Linked DNA regions of Homo sapiens: region 1 is linked to region 2. A link is an interaction called in ENCODE POLR2A ChIA-PET data of the cell type or tissue named here. Cell type or tissue: A673. All regions are shown on one strand.

Region 1 (2,500 bases), 370 kb after region 2:
CTGGGTCCCCTGAGAGCTCACAACTGAGTGGGGAGAAAGAGAGCACTTATGGAGAATATCTTGAAAAGCAGCGCTTGCTAAACTTGGCTCCAAGTTCAGTAGGTGGTCAGAGGAGCAAGAAGGCAGAGTGGGCTGAAGTGGTCAAGGGAGGCTTCCTGGAAGAGGAGAATCTGGAGACAGGCTCTAAAGGATGGGTCAGATGAGATGATGGAAAGTAGGAAGGGCAAAAGGCCTGGAGCTGGAAGGAGCAGTGGGCAGTGACCTGCAGAGAGGTTCCAGACAAGAGGAATGAGGGTGGGTGCACATCACAAATTTGGAGACACAAGATTGATTTGACTTTTGCCATAATGATGGCATTGGGGCCAGGTGCAGTGGCTCATACCTGTAATCTCAGCATCTTGAGAGGCCAAGGCAGGAGGACTGCTTGAGCCCAGGGGTTCATGACTAGCCAGGAAAACATAAGGAGACCCCATCTCTACAAAAAAAAAATTAGCTGGGCATGATGGTACATGCCTGTGCCCCAGCTACACAGGAGGCTGAGGCAGAGGGATCACATGAGCCTAGGAAGTTGAGGCTACAGTGAGCGGTGATCGTGCCACTGCACTCCAGCCTGAGTGAGAGCAAGAGTCTGTCAAAAAAAAAAAAATAGAATGAGTTAACAAATTGTGGTAGTTATGTATAGTTCATGTGATGGAATACTACACAGCAATGAAAAAAGGATGGCATTCGGAGCATGTTGGTGGGAGAGATGCCGATGTTTCCCTCATGAGGGAATTAGTGTTTGGTGACTGCAATAATGTGAAAACAAAAGTGCTTCCTCCAGTCTGGCAGTGATTGTCTGACGAATAACCTTTTGTGCAGGCCTCACCTCTCACTCTCTGCCTCCCTTTCCACTGCTTCTTTCCTTTCTGGACTCAGAATTCCTGAAGGAGTGGGACAGGCTTCCGCTGAGCACAGGCACTGAAAGGACAGCTGCCCTCACCAGTGGTTGTGCTTCAGCACCACGGACAGCTCCCCAGACACTCGCCACACCCTTAGGCTCAAAGTGCCAGTGACTTCCAGGGCCCCATAAAAGCACCTGCTAACCCACCCCCAGGAGCTGGCTGCTGCTCTCCCACCATGCCCACTCTCCAACCTCCTATGACTTTTTTTGTATCTTTTACTTCTCAAAGCTGAATTCTGTGTTCTAAGACATCAGCTGATACACTTGTCTCATTCATTTCAGTTTGTTGAGGATCCCGTCTGTGCCAGGCACCATGTTTATCCACTCATGGAAGTGGGCTATAGAGGACCTCTCTGGTTGCCACTAAAATCCATTGTGTCCAAGGTCTCCTGGACCCCCTGGGTGCCTTTGCCAGAGAAGTGACTCCGAAGAAGTGAAGGTAGGCACCTGGGGAGCCAGTCAGTGGGCAGCTGCACTATCCCAGTGCCCCCAACTCACTCGTTATTGCTAAAATAGCTGCTGTTGAGGGCACAGGGATGTTGCAGCAGCCACGGAAGCAGGCTGTGATGTAATGATTGCACTGAAACTACACACCCCCCTGCAAGGCGGTGCTGTGGCTATCAACACTTGACAAGTCAGCCCAGAGGGATGAGGCCACATTCCTCAAGCCACACAGCTGAGAAGACACAGAGCAGGACTGCCTGTGTTTCTGACTCCAGACCCCTCACTCCTTTTTCCCCTCCCTCTCTCTAGGCTCAACCACAGAGGGTCCTATTAAATTGAATTGCCATTTTCATGGGTCAGCAAATGGCTGAATATCAGAAGTGTCATGCGCCTCCACCTAGTATTTTCTCCACTGAGAGCATCTCTTCCCTTGCCAGGAATGTGCTACTTCCCACGGCTTCCAGGCCACTGGGTCTGGGCAGGGGTGACCTTCTCCACCCTGGGCAGGCTGGGAAGAGCTTCTCCTCTAGGGGAACTGCCTGCCCAGAGGTGGCCCCACTGAAGCAGCCCAGACTGTGACCCTTGCAGCAGCTAATGAACACAGGTCACAAAGAGAAAAGCAGCTTTGTGAAATAATCCTTGCTCTGGGAGGCTGCCTGGCGAGAGCTGGCGGCTTCATCAGAATGTTTATGGAGGGGAATTAATCAGGAAACTCGGTGGAGTCGCCTGTGGTGGGGAAGACTGAGGAAGGCGGCGGAGCTTGGGAGGGAGGGTGTTCCATCTGAGTAATCAATGCTGGAAATTATTCTGTGAATATCAATGGTCTAAACATGGCGTCAAGGCTGGAGGGCACCAGAAAACAAGAAAGGGCAGACTGATTGAGTCCTGCATGGCCCAATAACTGCCCAGCCTCTGCAGCTGCAAAGAAGGAAGGCTGTTGCCCTTCATTCACTCACCCACTCATTGATTCTTCCTTTCAATCAGGAGCCAGGCAGGCCCTCCAATAGGCAGGAACTTTGCTGGTTGCTGGGACCAGTGCAGTAGTCACAAGACAGACATGACCCTGCCTTCCTGGACTAGATTGCAAAGACATTTAGAATCAAACTCAGGGAT
Region 2 (2,500 bases):
CAAGTTCTCATCCGCAGCATGGTGCGGCCTGCCTGTCTGTCCGTCCGTCCATCTGTCCGTCTAATCTGCAGCATGGTTCGACCTGTCTGTCTGTCCGTCCGTCCGTCCGTCTCATCCGCAGCATGGTGCGGCCTGCCTGTCTGTCCGTCTGTCCATCCATCCATCTCATCCACAGCATGGTGCGGCCTGCCTGTCTGTCCGTCCGTCCATCTGTCCGTCTAATCTGCAGCATGGTTCGACCTGCCTGTCCGTCCGTCCGTCTCATCCGCAGCATGGTGCGGCCTGCCTATCTGTCCGTCTGTCCATCTCATCCGCAGCATGGTGCGGCCTGCCTATCTGTCCGTCTGTCCGTCTGTCCATCTCATCCGCAGCATGGTGTGGCCTGCCTGCCTGTCCGTCCATCCGTCCGTCTCATCCGTAGCATGGTTCGACCTGCCTGCCTGTCTGTTCGTCTGTCCATCCATCTCATCCGCAGCATGGTGCTCCTGCCTGTCTGTCCATCTGTCCGTCCGTCCGTCCATCTCATCCGCAGCATGGTGCGGCCTGCCTGTCTGTCCGTCTGTCCATCCATCCATCTCATCCGCAGCATGGTGTGGCCTGCCTGTCTGTCCGTCCGTCCGTCTCATCCGCAGTATGGTTCGACCTGCCTGCCTCTCCGTTCGTCCGTCCATCCATCTCATCCGCAGCATGGTGCTCCTGCCTGTCTGTCCGTCTGTCCATCCATCCGTCTCATCCGCAGCATGGTGCGGCCTGCCTGTCTGTCCGTTCGTCTGTCCATCCATCCACTGCCTGCCCCATCGCAGGTGGGATTGGAGGCAGCTTGTCATTATACCCACAGTAAATGAGAAAAAGGGAAATGGATTAAACATCAGAGTTAGGAAGCATAGAGGAAGACAGCCTGGGAAGGTGGGGATGCGCAGACCGGAAAGGTCTGGGGGTCTCTAAGTCTCTGACATTCTTTGGAAAGATGTCCCATCTGGGCCCTTTCACACAGCTGCCTGCCTTCCACGGGGTGTCTGGACCCAACCTCATTCCCTCAAGGGAAGTCAGAAGCAAGGGTCTCACTCCCTGGGCCCCGGGCCTCGGTCTTCTCATTGTCTACTGCCCAGGAGGGAGACTTCACTGTGCAACAAGATGTCATTTCACAGAACTATTCTTGTCCTAGGCTGGGCCCTGCCTCGGGCATTTCAAGAGACTGAGTGGCTTTAACGGCTGGTGCAGCTCAGGTGCCGAAGTCACTTGCAACTGACTTAAGGACAGAGTTGTGCAAACCTCCCGGCTTCATCCAATCGCAAATCCCACAGAACAGGGACTGCAGTGGAGAGAAGCAGGGGCTTCCAGGGTCTCCTCTGTCCTGACCCAAACCCCAGTTTTTCCTTCAAGACTCAGCCCTGGCCAAGTGCAGTGGCTCACTCCTGTAATCCCAGCACTTTGGGAGGCTGAGGTGGGTGGATCACGAGGTCAGGAGATCGAGACCATCCTGGCTAACACAGTGAAACCCCGTCTCTACTAAAAATACAAAAAATTAGCCTGGCGTGGTGGCAGGTGCCTGTAGTCCCAGCTACTGGGGAGGCTGAGGCAGGAGAATGGCGTGAACCCAGGAGGCAGAGCTTGCAGCGAGCCGAGATTGCGCCGCTGCACTCCAGCCTGGGCGACAGAGCGAGACTTTGACTCCAAAAAAAAAAAAAAAAAAAAAAAATACAGCCCTGATCCTGCCTCCTCTGAGAAGCGTTCCTGGATCACACCATGCTTCCTCCCATGCATCCATTCATTCAGGAAATGCTTACTGGGCACTGATCAAGTCCAGAGGGAGGTGCTGGGGATGCAAAGATAGCGAGACAGCCCTGCCTTTGAGGAGCTCACAGTCCAGGGGAAAAGCAGACATCTAAAGTTACAGAATTGGTCCCAACAGCCAGCACGCAGTGAGCAACTACTATGTGCCAAGCACCGTGCTCATGACAGTCTCCTATGCACGTTCTATTAATAGCTCCCATTGAGAAACTAAGGTTCAGAGAGGTTAGGTCTCACATCAGAGATCACACAGCACGGGATTCTAAACTCTCCATTCCTAGGGCCAGAACTCTTCACTGATAGGCCAGTCAGTAAGCAGGATGATGACCAAATGAGGGCCTCCTCACCCCACTGGGCAAAGGAGTCAGAGAAGGCCTCCTGGAGGAGGAGGTAGGGTCCAACCTGAACCTTGAAAAAGGAGCCAGGGTTATCCAGGTAGAAGCGGAAGCCTTGAAAAGAAAGGAAGGAGGGGGCAGGCATTCGGGTGGAGGAGACAGCACGGGCCAAGGCTGGAGCGCCCGGAGAGTTCATGGGGAGGGGCACGCCCTCCTCCTTCCCCAGCTCCTATCATATCAGGCCCCGGTGTCACCATTTGTGGTTAGCTGGGTATTGTCTTCAATGTCTGTAGTGTTTTTCTCTTGTTTTTCACTTAATTTATCTCTAGTCATCTCACTTTCCCATCACAACTGTGCCTGGCATGAGGTCATAC

Evidence for each region. ChIA-PET counts read pairs that join two places held together with the same protein. Peaks named below come from ENCODE experiments on the same cell type or tissue, not always from the same donor. Only the 100,000 strongest peaks of a DNase experiment are listed, where the experiment ranks them.
Region 1: POLR2A ChIA-PET joins it to region 2 with 13 read pairs; 2 of 35 experiments call an interaction of 5 or more read pairs at or near these places.

What each region holds. Positions count from the first base shown.
Region 1 is chr9:131,797,887-131,800,386 of GRCh38, reverse strand. No RefSeq gene overlaps it. Among named protein-coding and RNA genes, the nearest start is that of RAPGEF1, 59 kb to the right of the region's middle. RefSeq lists a silencer at 875-1,065. In A673, no CTCF peak of the experiment used is centred here; a DNase peak (open chromatin) is centred at 996; H3K27me3 peaks cover 151 bases.
Region 2 is chr9:132,171,922-132,174,421 of GRCh38, reverse strand. The region is part of intron 2 of NTNG2 (netrin G2); the gene reads right to left. Among named protein-coding and RNA genes, the nearest start is that of NTNG2, 11 kb to the right of the region's middle. In A673, no CTCF peak of the experiment used is centred here; no DNase peak of the experiment used is centred here.